Regions from separate parts of the Homo sapiens genome. Here regions 1, 2, 4 and 5 are each linked to region 3. A link is a contact called in ENCODE Hi-C or POLR2A ChIA-PET data. All regions are on one chromosome and are shown on one strand. Each heading gives the region's core, a stretch centred on a gene start or an enhancer-like site at or near the end of the contact. The rest is flanking DNA. Distances are from core to core; before and after follow the strand shown.

What was found. Hi-C counts contacts between places; a loop is a spot of excess contacts on that map. ChIA-PET counts read pairs that join two places held with the same protein, here RNA polymerase II (POLR2A). Pooled maps may share reads with other maps.
Region 1: a pooled map shows a loop between it and region 3 (2.5-fold over the local background). The contact joins two enhancer-like sites. A Hi-C loop is called at or near these places in 1 of 37 single-sample maps with no recorded cell type and 2 of 50 pooled maps. POLR2A ChIA-PET finds 5 or more read pairs at or near these places in 4 of 52 experiments (MCF 10A, OCI-LY7, Panc1 and 1 more).
Region 2: a map of CD8-positive, alpha-beta T cell shows a loop between it and region 3 (3-fold over the local background). The contact joins the promoter of PERP here to the enhancer-like site in region 3. A Hi-C loop is called at or near these places in 1 of 168 maps with a recorded cell type or tissue (CD8-positive, alpha-beta T cell). POLR2A ChIA-PET finds 5 or more read pairs at or near these places in 1 of 52 experiments (MCF 10A).
Region 4: a pooled map shows a loop between it and region 3 (1.9-fold over the local background). The contact joins two enhancer-like sites. A Hi-C loop is called at or near these places in 2 of 50 pooled maps. POLR2A ChIA-PET finds 5 or more read pairs at or near these places in 4 of 52 experiments (B cell, MCF 10A, OCI-LY7 and 1 more).
Region 5: a pooled map shows a loop between it and region 3 (3-fold over the local background). The contact joins two enhancer-like sites. A Hi-C loop is called at or near these places in 2 of 50 pooled maps. POLR2A ChIA-PET finds 5 or more read pairs at or near these places in 2 of 52 experiments (H1 and HCT116).

The regions. Positions count from the first base shown.
Region 1 is chr6:137,926,578-137,929,912 of GRCh38, forward strand. No RefSeq gene overlaps it. Among named protein-coding and RNA genes, the nearest start is that of LINC02865, 17 kb to the right of the region's middle. RefSeq lists enhancers at 1-302, 1,148-1,387. Within about 2 kb of position 1,299, at least 12 of the 41 ENCODE cell types and tissues checked have a DNase peak (open chromatin) inside an H3K27ac peak, as active enhancers do; they include OCI-LY7, where a contact is called at or near this core.
Region 2 is chr6:138,106,064-138,109,190 of GRCh38, forward strand. It overlaps PERP (p53 apoptosis effector related to PMP22), which reads right to left and starts at 1,356. Exons shown (of 3, transcript NM_022121.5): 1 at 1,064-1,356. The coding sequence starts at 1,277. RefSeq lists a silencer at 1,485-1,534.
Region 3 is chr6:137,232,396-137,235,456 of GRCh38, forward strand. No RefSeq gene overlaps it. Among named protein-coding and RNA genes, the nearest start is that of IFNGR1, 15 kb to the left of the region's middle. Within about 2 kb of position 1,741, at least 24 of the 41 ENCODE cell types and tissues checked have a DNase peak (open chromatin) inside an H3K27ac peak, as active enhancers do; they include CD8-positive, alpha-beta T cell and OCI-LY7, where a contact is called at or near this core.
Region 4 is chr6:137,822,378-137,825,462 of GRCh38, forward strand. WAKMAR2 (wound and keratinocyte migration associated lncRNA 2) reads right to left here. Exons shown (of 4, transcript NR_049793.1): 4 at 1,292-2,200. Among named protein-coding and RNA genes, the nearest start is that of TNFAIP3, 43 kb to the right of the region's middle. Within about 2 kb of position 1,719, at least 14 of the 41 ENCODE cell types and tissues checked have a DNase peak (open chromatin) inside an H3K27ac peak, as active enhancers do.
Region 5 is chr6:137,974,111-137,977,542 of GRCh38, forward strand. No RefSeq gene overlaps it. Among named protein-coding and RNA genes, the nearest start is that of SIMALR, 30 kb to the left of the region's middle. RefSeq lists an enhancer at 1,425-1,534. Within about 2 kb of position 1,706, at least 5 of the 41 ENCODE cell types and tissues checked have a DNase peak (open chromatin) inside an H3K27ac peak, as active enhancers do.

The DNA of each region.
Region 1 (3,335 bases), core at 49-2,548, 690 kb after region 3:
GCTCTCATTAGAGATTGGCAGGCTCAGTTGTTGCATTGCTACACATGGTTCCTAAATTCCACCAACAGAGAAAGGTAGTCAGAGGTTTACCCAAAAAGACTGTCTGCTGGTCATGTTACTGCTTATGCTGGCAAATGATTAATAAGTTGGGAAGAAAAAAACCCAAAAGATTTGTTATAAAACATTCTGTGGAAACTTGGGGCAGAGATTGCACCCAAAAAATCAGCGATTTCAAGTTAATGGTGATCAGGTAAAGGAGATATTTTGAAGTAATGTGATGCAAAGCTACTACCACTGATTACAGAGTTTGACATCACTGCTCCAAGGTAGGAAACAGGAGATCAGTAGGAATTCTTTACCTTCCTTCCACTTTTCAAATGGAGGCGAAGAATTAGCTTCTATGAATCCTTTAGCAACTCATAGCAAGAAAGAGCTTTTCTCCTTGTCCTGGTCCAAATTAGCCACAGGCTGGAGTTATTGAGAGGAACAGCACATTGAAGTTGCACAGAAAGTTGTTTTCAGGGAGGACAGAAAAAAATGGAAACTGAATTGGGCAGACCATGTGCCTCCCTAAATCCAAAATTAAATCCACGATACATAATCTGCCTGCCTTCTCACATTGCACTGTGCTGGGTGGCCAAACATACCAAGGGGCTCCTGCTGAACTGGAAGCGGGCTGTCATCTTAGCCTCCATGAAAAGCTCATCTTTGAAAACTCATCTTTCCTTACGGGACTACTACATTTTACAAGGATTTTTTTTCTTCTAAATGCAATACATTGATGTTTACTTTTTAAACAAAAATGCTCATTATTGAATTTTTTTAGTTGATTCTACTTTTGCAGTTTGTGTAATTGACATCCTAGGTGACATGGAGATTCCTGTGGCTGCCTGACTCCAGGCAGTGGCTCCCAGAAGCTAGCAAGCAGAGCACACTGCCCAGAGTTGGGATATCAATACCCTTTGTGAAAACCACAAAATAGGCAATTTGAAAAGTAGAGAGAACTCTGAAGAGGAAAAAAGGTCCCTTGCCATTTTACTACTTTCAGCATTTTAATTAAAATGTATTTTTGTCAATGCAATGGTTGTTTCAGACATTTTAAGAAAACATCTTGATTCCAAACCCCGGGGTAAATTAAGTCAATAAACTTTTGAAGACTTGTGCCATGCTGCAGATGGACTTTAAAAGCCACTGGGGGGTGGGGAGAATGGGGGTTTCTAAATATAATAAACTTCCCAAAAAGGCAATTTCAAGCCTAACTGAAGTCATACTATTTTTGAAAGTGGAAATCCCCCTTTTCACCACACAACCCCGTGGTCGAGCCATCTAAGAATTCAGCTTCTGTGCCAGTGATAGGACAAAGCTCATCCTCTGCCGAATGCCACAGTCACTCCTCTTCCTTCCTGCCACCCACAGGGTCAGCAACAAGCACTATCAGTTAAACGTGACACCTGGTGTCTGCGGGCTGCCTCCGGTGGGAGCCAAATCCCACGTGTTGGTGTGGTTCCCACTTAAATAGATGTTTTCCTTTGAATCGTTTCTTTTCAACCTTGATTTCAGTTCTGTGCTAGTTTCTGGACTTTTGCCAGCACTTCTTCATAAAACAGCTTGTATTTGCTTTGAAAAACAAGAAAGGTTTGCATTTTGGAAAATATACTTCATACTTCATACTTCTAACCTTTACCATGGCCTGAAGGAAAAATGTAGCAGTTTCTTTCTGTAAATTTTAAATATAGGAAAGATAGCGGTCACTTTATAAAGAAAGCCAAACTTGTCCACATCCTTACACTCTTCCTCAAAGTTCATTTCCACATTCAATTTGGGTCGGGCTTTGTTTAGAGTGCCAATGAGCCTGCCTGGGCCACTTCTGCATTCTTGATGTTTGCAGCATTCACTGCAGAAACTGGCATTAAGACAGGCCTCTGCCACCCACAGCAATGCTCCTGCCACCTCCCTCCACTGTGCAGCCCCAAAGTGACAGAGGCTGAGGATCCCCAGCAAAGCAAACTGCTTCTGTCATCTGCTTTCAGGCAATTTTGAGGCACCTTTTCTTGGCTTATTTCCACTGCTAAGCCCTGACACAATATAATATTTCAAAAGCCCCTAAGTGCTGACAGAATACTCAAAATCACATTTTACAAAACCAAAGACAGAGGCCTCCCGCTGCTTATTAATGCCCATCATGATAATTCCTTACTTTGTCATAGTCTATGTATTTGTGTTGTTGTTAGTTTGTGTTGTTGATTTGTTCAGCCAAGGATCAAGCAACAGAGTGCAAGTGAGGCCACCCAGCGAGGGGGAGAAGGTGCAGCCTCTCAATCTACAGTGTACTTCTAAACATTCACTTTTTTTCTGATTATATAGGTAATTCACGTTTACGTGAGAAATTTTGGGGAAATTTGCAGAACATTAAGAAAAAAAAATTATTGCTCTAGATCATCTCCCCAAAATTGCACCTCAATATTTTGGGAAATATTCTTCTAGCATTTTTTTCTATGCCTTTAAATATTCATCACCACCACCCCCTGCCCCTCTCCTACCCCACTCCTCCAGTTGGGATCATGTTAAACATACTGTTTCATAACAGTATGTCTAGCACACTGTTATGGTGTAGTGTAATTAGTTTTCTGTCATTTAATTTGATCCATCTTTTGTTTCATTTGTTATTATAAAAACCCAGAGTAATAGCCAGAGCAGATGTTATTAGCCCCATTTCACAGATTAAGAAAATGATCACACCTGTAATCTCAGCACTTTGGGAGGCCAAGGCAGGCAGATCAAGAGGTCAAGAGATCGAGATCATCCTGGCCAACATGGTGAAACCCCATCTCTATCAAAAATACAAAAATTAGCTGGGCATGGTGGCACATGCCTGTAGTCCCAGCTACTCGGGAGGCTGAGACAAGAGAATTGCTTGAACTTGGGACGCAGAGGTTGCAGTGACCCAAGATTGCACCACTGCGCTCCAGCCTGGCGACAGACTGTGACTCCATCTCAAAAAGAAAAAAAGAAAAAAAAGAAAATGAGACACAGAAGTGCCTATACTAAAGTCATAGCATGGTTAAGCTTAGGTCTCCCAACTGCCAATAAAGTGCTCTTTGTCTACATCAAATTAAAGGGAGAGAAAAGCACAATGTAGGGGTCCTCAATATTCCTTTGCAAGAATAAGAGGCATTAATGATAGGTCATTGACATAATGACTCCTTAGAGAAGAAAAAAATAATATTTTACTACTATAGCAATAATGGCACTGATTTACAAATGACAGAAAATACAATGTTTTCAGGAATTTAAAAATATTTGGGAAATGTTGGTGAATATATGAAATTTTCATT
Region 2 (3,127 bases), core at 106-2,605, 870 kb after region 3:
GGGTTGGAAGCCCTGGGCCACTTCAAAGAAAAAAATCAAGTCAATGGTAATAGTAAGAAATGAAAACAGGCAGGGTAGCTTGCTGTCTGTGTTTAAAACTATTAAACCCGGTAGGTAAAGCCCATTTGGCTTTAAGGTTTTATTAGGCTCTCACAGACCCCATCTCCACCCCCACACACATTGCTAATCACAGTAGACCCCAGCTGTGATTCCCATCCACCCCCAGGAAAGGAGAGGGGGCTTCCCACTGTGAAAGAAAATGCCTTCTCAGACAAGAACTATGCTCCAGTCCTGACTTTCAGCAAGGCAAGCAGGGAGCTTCCTCCATGCTGGGAAAATGGCATACAGTACTTCACCTGCTAGGTACATTAAATTTGTCAACTCTGCTTCACGTCGCGAGTGTAGGGAATGTGTTTGCTTTTTAGATTTCAAATCGGATTAAAATAATTAAGTTTTCTAAACAACAATGCCATGCTTAAACCAAAGGACACGCCCTAGAACAAGAGCTAACAAGAACTAGCCTGACCGGTAAAGTAGACTGAAATATCTATTGAAAACGTTAACTGCTAAAACTGCCTGAAAGGGCTTTTTTAAATGAGAAAGTTTTTTCAGCTATATCAAGTTGAACGAATCCACTGATATTAGGGAAGGCACGTTATTTCAATATTTATATTTTAATCATAAGAAGAAACGAGAAGGAAGAGAAATGGGAAGAAATTTCAGGTCTCCAAGAAACTTTGTTCATTATATTTACTCATCTAAACTTGCAATGCTTGAAATAATCTTTCGTACGTAACCGACAAAACCCAGGAAAAAAACTATACAGTTTGAACTACGGCCTTTTTTTTTTTTCTGTTTCTGAGCTTGGTGTTGGCCACCCAAAGCTACTGCTGCTGCATTTGGTTCAGGTCGGATGCATGAGCCCGAGCTCGTCCTAAACAGGCATTCTGAAAAGCACTGGCTCCCCCGACCCTGTGAGGGCCCATCACGCGCGGCGGCTTTTGCAGGCCGCGGCCCCGAGGGCTTCCTGGAGGCGGCGACGGCGGCGGCGGCGGGCACTCACCGTACTCCATGAGGCTCTGACAGCCCTCCTCGTAGGACCCGCTGCCGCCGCCCTCTTGGGAGCATTTCCACCACAGCGAGGACGTCTGGCCGTGGTCGCTAGACTGCAACCAGCCGCGGCCGGCCAGCGCGATGATGTCGAAGGCGATGGCGCTGAGTAGGAGCAGGGGCAGGATCCAGCGGCAGCGCTCGCAGGCCAGGCCGCAGCGGATCATGTTGACGGGCGGCGCGGGGCCGAGCGGAGCGGAGCGGAGCGGGTCGGAGGAGCGCGCGGGACGGGCGACAGCAGAGAGTGGCCTGCGAGCGCGGGCGCCGCCACAAAAGCGAAGAGGCCGCGGGGAGGCGGCTCCCGAGGACGCCGCTCCGGGCGGCCCCACCTAGATTCCGGTGACTCAGAGCGCGCCCGCCCCGACCTGCCCTGCCGGGCCGGGGCGGGCGGGGCCGCTGGTAAACAGGCTGGGTTCTGGTGACACCGGGCGGCGGCGGAAGGCGGCCCGAGGGTCCCGCGCGTCCCACAACCCTCCAGTCCCGCTCTCCTGGCCTCTCCAGGCGCGTGTTTTGTCTTCCTGGCGCACCAACATATACACTTGTTTATCTGCACAGCGCCAGCCTAATATCTGACCCCTGATGTCGCATCGTGGGGCGGTGGTCAGCAGTGCCATATCTGAGTTTTCAGCAGTGTGAGATGGGTGTTCTAATTGCACCTGTGGATAAAGGCTGCACTCCTTTGGACGCGTGCACCCAAACCCAGAAGCCCGTCCCTGACCCCTGCTGACACAGGTGATCCCTTCCTCCTAGGCTCCGCCTTTGCACCTTGGACCGTGGCTCCCCGGGTACTCTTATCTCTTTGCATGCTGTTCTTTCCTGCTGGGTTGCCAGATTTTGGAAAGCGGAGGCGATGCTGAATTTATCTGTGTATCCTTAGTGTCCGGCACCGTGTTTGGATCTCAAGGGGAGCTCAGTGAATTTGATGAATGAACATGTAATTTAACAAATGCTCGCTTCCTTTCGGAAAGGCTTCATCTGGCTTCCCCAGATAATTTCATGTCGCCTCTGCTGCAGTCCACTTCCTATCACGAATCTCTACCTATTTAAACTGCACTCTCTCTACTCTTCATTTACTATTTTGAGGTTTTTCCAAATAAAAATCATACGTCAGCATGCAACCTGCATTTAGGATCCCCCCTTCGGTGTCCTGGGCTAGCTCCCGTCGCAGTTCTGACTCCTAAGATGTGACAGGAAGGGTGGGGTGGCAGCCAGGTGTGCCGCTGAGGACAAAGGAGTTCTCAGTGTCAGGCACCTCGGTGGCCTTGGGAAAATCACTGAAACATCGTATGGGGGTCATGTCTTAACCCTGTACCTCCAAAGATTTCTTCTGAATCCCCTATTTTTTCTGTTAATTTAATATAAAAGTGGGAACTACTTAAAAATATTTTAAATTGTATTCCAATTTGATATTCTCAATAGAAACAGAATACTCTTTTGACTTATGCCATTTTCTGGCAATTCTTGAGGACGAATAAAAGCATGGAGAAAGTATCTGAAAATACATGAAATAATTTCCCTAGCCTTCATTTTACATAATTCAAGTTTTACATAAACCACGTCATATATTTTTATTACAGGAAAATATTTTCACTTTCAAAGAACACAAGAGGGTGTTCTGCCAAAAGTTAATTTTGTATCGTGGAAGCTGTGTGAAGAAAATGGTGATATTTATGTTCTCAGGGTTTTCAAAAGTAATGAAGATATTTGTTTAATTAGCTATGTATAATATATTTGTGAGAAAAAAAAATTCTTATAAGTCAAATACTGACCAGAAGCAAAGTGGCTTCAGACAAAATGAGAGTTTTGCAGGCATCTTAATATCTCTGGATAATTTTGGACTTGATATATATAATTTATTTTCGTTATTCAATGAAACCATTTCCGATGGGCTTGAGGAAAAGAGCTCATTAATGCCGAGGTGAACACAAAGAGATTAGCTCTTCACAATTTCTGGAAGAGACCACATTGACCCTGGTGGGTTTCCAACAATAATATACCCAACATGTGGTACAGACTC
Region 3 (3,061 bases), core at 491-2,990:
AGCCCTCACGGTGTTGAACTGTAAGTGTTGAATACATACTGGCTCTGGAAGATGTATGTACAAAAGATGAAAATAAAACATTTCATTAATGTTTAAAAAATATCAATTATACATTGAATGATCATAATTTGAATATATTGAGTTAAATAAAATATATGACCAAAATTATTTTCACCTATTTCTTTATACCTTTTATACTTATTTAAAGGGGCTAATAGAAAATGTAAAATGATATATGTGATTTGCATTAAAATCTGCTGGACTAGCACATAATGTCCTTCATGTTTGTCGTTTTGTCCTCATATCTGTGGTCACTGTGTTGGCCTTGGGCACTTCTGCTTGGTCACTGCAACAGCCTGCCATCTGATCCTCGTTCATTCTCAGCTCAGCTCCATTGCCTGTTCTTTTTGGCCAAGTCTTCCTCAGTCGGCAGGTCACTGCAGTGCCTCACCCTGACAGTGACTGCACCAGGAAGTGCTAGGTTCTAGGTCCTCCGTCTAGCCCTCCTTTGCAACACTATGAGGCTTTTAAATTGTAAATTATTTTAGTCCAAAATTGAAATTTGTTGGAAGGAGGTGGGGGCAGAGATAAGTGGAATCTTACCGTATGCACTTTTTTGTGTCTAGATTCTTTTGCTAAACAGCCATGCTTTTTAAAAGTATTTTTGATGTTGTTTTTAATTCATTTGCATTTCAATTTATATCAGGGACTCCAAAGGTTGGGCCTTGGGAAAGGAAGCAGGAACTAGAGCACCATGGGCTACGGAGCAATTGTTTTATTGTTTTTCTGTTGCCATGTCCATGATTAAAGAAGCCACTGTACAGCTTCTGATTTTTACCCATGAATCAGTTTCTGCTACATGTAGAGAGTGACAGTTGTCACAGCCTGATTTTATTTTATTTTATTTTATTTATTTTGTGATCTCACTCTGTTGCCCAGGCTGGCGTGCAGTGGTGCAATCTTGGCTCACTTCAACCTCCACCTCCTGGCTTCAAGCGATCCTCCACCACTGCTTCCCTAGTAGCTGGAACTACAGGCATGCGCCACCACACCCAGCTAATTTTTCTATTTTTTGTAGAACTGGGGTTTCATCATATTGCCTGGGCTGGTCTCAAACCCTGAGATCAAGCCATCCGCCTGCCTTGCCCTCCCAAAGTGCTGGGATTACAGGCGTGAGCCACCGTGCTGGGCAAAAGGTTTGGAGACAGCCTGATTTTAAATCAAAGGCATTCAGCTTGGGAGCCCTGGTCTAGGAACTGTATCTAATTTTTCTGTTCATCTTTCACACTGCAGCTGATCTGAGCCTGTGGACTACCTATCAGTACTGACTCCTGATGTAATAATAGTAACAGGAACTCATCACTGTGTGCTGTACAATGTAGGGAGTACTTTTAAACAACCATTGTATTATTGGATTCCCACAAGTGTAAGCAGTAGGCAGCACACCAATGTTATTTATTATCATTTTGTAGATGTGGTCACAGAGAGGCAGACCAACTAACTGATCTTCCCAAAGTCCCAAGCCAGGTGACTCAGTTGGCCTGTCCTGCAGGCAGGATTCGGCCAGGTCTCTGAGTCTCCTTCTACTGGTGCACATTTCCTGTTAGTATTTTCCTCAGGGAAATCCCTTTGGCTCTGACTCCTGAAAAGAAAGCTTGTCTTCTAAAGTTGCCAAATAATCTGGTCTGCCTTCAATTGAAGGGACTTTGAATCGTGGGAAGAGGAAAGGGGAGAGCTGTGCTAAAAAGATGAGTCATTGCTTCAAGATTGAGGAAGCAAGGTTTTATATCTCGGGGACTTTTCAGGAGGAGGATCAGTGTTTCTTGATGGTGAAAACAAGGAAGTGGAGGAAGGGAAGAAAGCACACCCAAGTATTTATTTTCCCTTCTGTCTTTGAATGCACATTCTTCCTATTATATTTTCTATTTGCCACATCTCTTACTCATTTTAACAACTTTTTGTTAAGAATACCTATTGGTTAAAAATTATTTTTTATTTCTTAACATTGCAGTTTGCTTTCTATACTATGTCCTTAATTGACTACCTCTGTATAAGTAGCTGGTACACATGTATTTTTTTTCAGGAATCCTTTCTTACTTATATTCAGATGTGGCTTAATTGGACAAACCCCACTGAGGTTCATCACTTTTCTTTTCCTTTTCTGCTTGACTGTCCTCTTTCTCCTCCAGCCATCCATCCACCTGCGAGAAAGGGCTATAAAAGGCGTCCTTACTTCCTTAAGAGGAAGGAAATGGCAGTGAGTTTTTTCACCAGTAGAAACATGTAGATGAGTCATATTTATAGCCTTTTTTTTTTTTGTCACCCACGCTGGAGTGCAGTGGCGCACTCTCTGTAGCCTAATTCTTTAATGCATACACCTGTTTAGTAGGCATTTCATTGCCAACCTTTCAATGCTCTTATGGGTATTTAGTATGATCTGTGAGAATCTGGAGGACTGGTTAGTATATTAAGTCCTGAACTTTTTAAAAGAAACTTGGTTGCTTGTTCTGTTGGTATGAATTAAGTTCTCAACCAAGAAAATAGATTAATTAATTGGGCAATGTTAGTTGTGGGCATAGTTTTAGGAAGACTTCTAGGATCTTTAAAATATCCACTTCTGCCTCTTTCTGGGATGAGAACTATAATACTTTTTCTTAAAATCACTTTGAGCAAATTATAATATACATACAGAAAAGTGCACATACGTGAATATAATTATTCATTTTCAAAAACTGAGAATATCTAAGTAACCAGCAGCTCCCAGTCCTCTTTATACTCCCTGCTATTCTTTTCTCTTTAGCCTACAGGGAACCCTTGTCCTCACTTCTAATAGCAGAGCTTGGTTTTTCCTGTTTTGTACCTTATATAAGTGGAATCTTACTTTAGGTAGTCTGGTGTCTAGATTCTTTTGCTGAACATCAATTTTTTTAAAGTACGTTTTAATACTGTTTTCAATTTATTCTCATGTGCAAAGCCTTGGACGTACAGGGAAGTGTGAGAAAAAACCTGAAAACCAGTAAGCATAATCTCATCACCTATAGAGACCTACTATTATAATTTT
Region 4 (3,085 bases), core at 469-2,968, 590 kb after region 3:
GGCTATGTGGCAGTGTTGAGGGACACTGAATCCGAAGTGCTGGGTCTTGAATTCATCAGTAAAAACATGAAGACCTGGCCCATCAGGAGGACCCACAAGGGAATGAGGAAAGGTCATCGTGTTGGACACACATCTATGGTCTGGGCCTGTCAGGCTCCAAGGGTTGTGGTGTGTGTGCACTTGTATCTCCAAGAGAACGGGAGTGACATCCCCAAACACAAATGAGGTTAACTTTTCTAAGGAACATTGGTTAGTGGCCAGGCGTGGTGGTTCACACCTATAATCCCAGCACTCTGGGAGGCCGTGGAGGGTGGATCACTTGAGGTCAGGAGTTTGAGACCAGCCTGATCAACATGGTGAAACCCCATCTCTACTAAAAATACAAAAATTAGCCAGGCATGGTGACACATGCCTGTAATCCCAGCTACTTGCGAGGCTGAGGCAGAAGAATCGCTTCAACCCAGGAGGCGGAGGTTGCAGTGAGCCGAGGTCACACCACTGCACTCCAGCCTGGGAGACAGAGTGAGACTCTGTCTCAAAACAAAACAAAACAAAACAAAAACCAAAAACATTGGTTAGTGTAGCCAAGAAAGATTTTTGACTTAAAAAATAAATCTGTTATCCATGCAGTGTGTTGATGAAAAAAAGAAGATAGTATGTGTTACAAATAAGATAAATATTACATAACCATTTGTAAGATTATTTATGAAGAGTTTGTAATGATGTGGGAAAGAGGTTATGATATAAAGTTAAGCAAAAGAAAAAGTAAATGCCAATTATAAAAATAGTATATTGTTAGCTTTGCTTAAACATATATACGCACACACTATCCGCAAAAAGCAGGAATATACTTCACTCTGTAAGTGGTGGTTATCTCTGAGTGACATTTTACAGGATGTTCCCCTGCTTTTTTTTTACTGTAATGTACATTCCAAATTATTAGATTAGTATATTTACTTTTACAAATGGTGATTATACATTTTAATAGTTTCAGAATGTTAAGATCTTAAGAGACTAAGCTTAGTTCTATAGCTAGCACATAGTAGCATTGCATAAATATTATTCAATCAATTAATGAAGTCATCACTTCATCGCAAGAGTGTACACAAAGTATTAGAACTATTAAAATGTTTGTGTGTGCACCAGCCCCATCAATTCTGAACAACGCCCTATGCCCTATCTGTCATAATTATATATTCTTATTTTTGGGGTCCTCACTCCTTAAAGCAACATTGTTGTTTCCTTCATTGCTTCTCCCCAAGCACAGAAGCAAAAAAAAAAAAAGAGATCATTTATTGTTTTAAAACCTTCATTTATTTTGGGATGTCACTACCAATTTTTCAGGCCTTAGACATGTAAGCATGCATTTCTACTTTTTTAGATTTTGAATCATGTAGAAATCTAGCCAAATTAATTGAGAATACTCTATTGAATAAATCAACAACTTTACTTCCAGGGTCCTGTTAACCTAAGCTAAAGATAAAAAAGCAGCAACAAAGTGCCACTGTTATCTGGTTAAAACTGACAACTGTAAGATGTATGGATGATTTTCTACAAGTTTAGAAACAGGAAACAGTGCTTGCTGCACTTGCCACAGGGCATATAAACTGAGAAAGTTATGTAGAAATTCAAGATCAGAGGATGAGCGCAAGGATGATCTTTGAGAACAAAACAGTGAACAGAGCCCTTTGTGGTGGCAAGCAGTGACGTGAGGTTGTGTTTATGTGAATACAAACCCTCTCCTCCCAAGTCTGGTGACTACAGTGTTTTCTTCCCACCTCGTTGTTAATTGTGGAAATCTGGCTGTCACTATTAACATATCAAACAGAGGTCTTGATATTATCTGCAGCTGATCATTTGTTTAGGTTTTACCCGCAGGAAAAGTCTGGTGGCAGCCAGTCCCAGGACAGCCACGCATGACGCACAGAAGAGTCCTTATAGTTCCCCTGGAGGGGGTGATGATGCAGGCAAATGCCACGCCTGATCCCTTTGGGTCTCCGTGGCAACAAGGCTGCTTGTCAGACTAGATGATAATGAGCCATGATCTGGAAGAGGCTTATTCCATAACAGGAGGGAGGTTTCAAAGGTAACACGTCAACAGCAATGCCTCGGCAACAGCTGTTTGTTATTGTAGTCGTCAAGGACAGAAAAAGGACAAGGCTGCCAGAAGATGTTGCATATGGAACAGAAGATTCTTGCCCTGGAAGAAGGAATAGAGGAGATGTAAATATCCCTTCTTTCTTGGGGGAAGGAAATAGATGAACTGTATGCTAAGTTAGAGCCTCTCTTTATCTATAAATGATCTGTTGGTTAAACAGGATACCTCCCTTCTGAACATCTCAGCACCCCATCAAGAGAACTTCAGGTCTCTGCCATTTAGACGTGTCATTTGTAAGTAAAATAAATCAGGGAAGTAATAGGAGGAAAGCTAAGAATGAAAGGAATTCATCACCACTGCAAATTTGTCCCTGAAGCAAGGTGAGTCCCTGCCCATCTGGCTACACCAGCTCTTTTTTTTTTTTTTTTTTTTTTTTTTTTTTGGCCCTTACTAGACCCCACTTGGGATTTTGTTGGCATATTTGCTTGGATGTCTATCTCCTCTGTAGTTCCTGAGGTCAAGATTACAGTCTCTTTTTTTTTTTTTTTAGTTTTTGTATCTATGGTGCCTGGCAAAGAAAAGAAGCTCCATCAATATTTACCAGTTGCTGGTGGCAATGGTAATGGTAGTTGTGTAGAAGGTGGGAAGGATAGAAGTATAGCTAAGTGACGGGACATTCTATTTCTACACCTTGTTTAGCTATGGAGGTCTCTGGAACTAGCCAGGCTAGCCAAGACTGGGACTTCTTGTGTCTTCTCCAAGAGAGGCAGAATGAGCCTAATGGTTTAGAACGTGGGCTCTGGAGCCAGACAAGCCAGATTAGAATCCTGACTCTACTCCAAGCAGTGTGAGCTTTGGCAAGTTACATACCCCATCTGTGCCTCTGTGAGGATGAAACGAGTTCCTTAGAATGATGCCTGGTACCCCAGAGGAGCTATTCAGGTTCAATTGACTCTGTTTCTAGTATTACTGCTCAACTTAGGAAGA
Region 5 (3,432 bases), core at 456-2,955, 740 kb after region 3:
GCATCTTAACAATTTTTATGGCTTTTGGATTAAATCATCTATTGCCTTATGACATTGGACAACTTTCCTATGTACGTGTATTGTTTCCCCAACTAGATTGTAAGATTTTCAAGGGTTAGTGGCCAGTACTAGAGCACATACAGTTGTTGGTGTTAGAAAGATTGGGTTTTAATCTGGTTTTGCTATCTATTAATGTAACATTGAGTTAGTGATTAAACTTCTCTCAGCCTCAGTTTTTTTCTCTATAAAATGCAAATAATATTTCTCCATAGAGATGTTGCAAACTTTAAATGAAATGAATAGAACATGGACATCTTGATGAATAAGAAAAGTACCTGGCAATTAACAACGTAATTGTTTTTATTTCTGTAAAAATTCTTACTGCTTTTCATCCCCTGTGATGCTTTGTGTAAGTTTTTGCCCAACAGAATATTTATAATAAGCATATGTTGTTTTCTGATTCATATAAGAGAACGTTGTCTTTGCTACAATAAGGGCATTTTATGCCTGGATTTAATGTTTGGAAATCTCCAACATAGATTTGAAGAGCACACATATCTCTGATGATTCAATAACAATTTTGCCCATAAACAGGACAGTAAGACAGAGAAAACTTTCAGAATTTCCTTCATTCTTGTAATTAGAGTTTATCTAAAACACTGGTTCTCAAATGGAGGAAGAGGGGAGTTTGCTCCCCAGAGGACATTCAGCAATGTCTGGACACATTTTTGGATGTCACAACTGAAGGACGTTACTAGCACTGAGCGGATAGAGAGAGGCCAGGGATTCTGCTAAATATCCTACCATAAGAAGAACAGCTCCCTGCCCCCTAAAAAAAGAATTATTTGGCCCAAGATGTCATTATCGCCAAGGCTGAAAAACCGATCACCATTCCTAAGATCTCTCCCATCCCAGAACTCCCTGCTAAGTCAAATTAATTAGACTGAGGAGAGAGCAAGTTGGTGACGGACCTGAAGAATAGCCCACGTAAGTGGTGGCTGGTCAGTGCAGAGTCAAGCCGCCAGCTCTGGAAGATCTCTTCCCAGCTTGCAGACTTCTGGAAGCGCTGAACTGGAGGCAGCCTTCTCGTTTCCATCACAGGAAGCCATTGCTGTCAATGTGTGTCTGAATACCGTTTATTCCCTTCTTGAGTAATTTCACTTATTTCCCTACACAATGTAAACATGGAAACCAACATTAATGACCTCTTTGAAGGATATTGAAAAAAATCAGTTTTGAATGCAAGCTGGGAATTATGCTAATGTAAGACTTACTTAAAGGGACTAGAAAACTTTGTAAATGTAAATTCATTCTCATAGTTTCCCAAAGAGACAACTGCTTTCATAAGAAGGTCAAATGTCTGTCTTGCACTCACACATCGAGGCTGTGAATAAATGTGGTTATAGCACTGGTTTCCTCCCTCGGAAACTTCCTACATCAGCAGCTTGGTTCTTTTCTTTAGTTAAATATGATCTAGTTGGAGGTGAAGTGTTTTTCTTTTTGCTTTTACTTTCTTTTTAAATTGCTTTCCCTCCCTCAATTTCTCCAGCCCTTTTTTCATCTTTTACTTCATTGCTTTCTCTCATACTTTATTCCTTCCTTTCTTTACAGTTGTAGGAACAAGAAGAAAAATTCTCAGTTATGTTTGCTTTCCAGGCCTCTATTCATTAATACCTGGGCTTTAAAAGGTTTTTTTTCTCTTCTCTTTTATAACATCATGCTGCCATCCTGTGGCAAATTTAAATATTCAGCTAGTCAAAGAAATGCAGCGTTCAAAAATCACTTAAATACCTGAAAATACACAACCATGCAGTTGGAGCCTCAGTCGACCAAGAGTGGATGCCATCTAACATTGTGATTTAAATCCCAAGGCCCAAAGCTATATTTCTCTTTTCCCTGAAGGCTGTGATTTCTCCCAGGAAGGAGGCATACTTTATTTCCAAACTGAGTATAGAAAAATCCAAGTATAGAACAAATTTGGTACGTAGGCCTATGGCATGTTTGAGGTCCTGAGAAGGAACTTCTGTGGTTTTGAGTGTTTAGAGTGATTTTCTCTCAAGTCGCTGGTGCAGATTCAAGATCTGCTATATTAACATGAGGGAACTGCCCAGGTCAGTCGTGGCGTTGATGTCAACCTACATGAGTAGCCAAAAGTCAAATACTTTGGGAAAGACAGAACACAACACAAAAAAGTTAGGGTGATTATTTTTAAAGATCAAAATAGTATTTGCTCAATAAACAAAGCAAATGTCTATTCCATTCTTGTAGCGGGGGTGTGTATCCTCACAAAATGCACAGTTGATATTTAATAAAAGTTCTCAACCATCTGGATTCCTCAAATGATGCTAGACCTCAAACCCAGCAGGTCCAAGATGGAATTCATTCATCCACTTTCTCATTACCAGCCCCCACATATCACCACACTCACAAGTGTGCACTCACACTCACACACACACCCTATGTCAGGAAATGGCATTACCACCACCCAGCTCCTCAAAGCAAAACTCTAGGTGGCCTCCCTGAAACTACCCCCCACCCACCCCACAATCCAGCACTAAGTCCCTTTAACTTTGCCTCTTAATCTCCTCCTTCCTGTCCCCTTCATCCCAGCCTCATTGCTGTAACCCTAGTCCAAGTGACCAACATCTCTGGCCTAGTTTAGAAGCCTCCTTTCCCATCCTGCCTCCCTACACACACAGACACAAACATATGCACATACACACACACAGACATACACAACATAGTCTCCACACTGCAGCCAGAAGATCTCTTTAAAATACAGATCTGACCACGTTACTGTCTTTAAGTCCTTCAAGAGCCTCCCTTGTCCTCAGATTAAAGTCCAAAACCTCTACCCTGGCCCTGAATCCCTGTCTGCCTCCCCAGCCCCTTTTGCCCCATCTATATTTGGTTATTTAAAGCAATCTCTATTTTCCCTGTTACGAGAAGGTAGACGTTATGGACATTGTGTTTGCTACATAGTTAATGCATTGACTTAACCTACCTCTACACATAGCTTTGAGCAAACGTGAGAGAATAGAATATTAGCATGAGGAAGACAATTGGCTCACTGCCCCAGGTTCCAGGTAAGCACCAGACCCAGCCTGGGGCACTTGCTGAGGGTCCCTTAGCTGGTCTAATGGCAGACGTGGAATTAAAGTCCAGTTATTCCAACAACCAACTCTGAGCACTCTCTGTGGTATAAGGAGGGGTGGGACGGGTGTTTCCTTTGGCGCACATGTTGAAGTGAATAAGGGTTGGGGAATTGGGTGCAAGTCTGGTTCTCAGTGCTTTCATTAGCCTGAATCACCTGCTGTTTCCCTCTGCTTGCTTTCTTTTTGTTTGTTTGTTTGTTTGTTTGTTTGAGACAGAGTCTCACTCTGTTGCCAGACTGGAATGCAGGCTCACTGCAACCTCTGCCGCCTTGGTTCA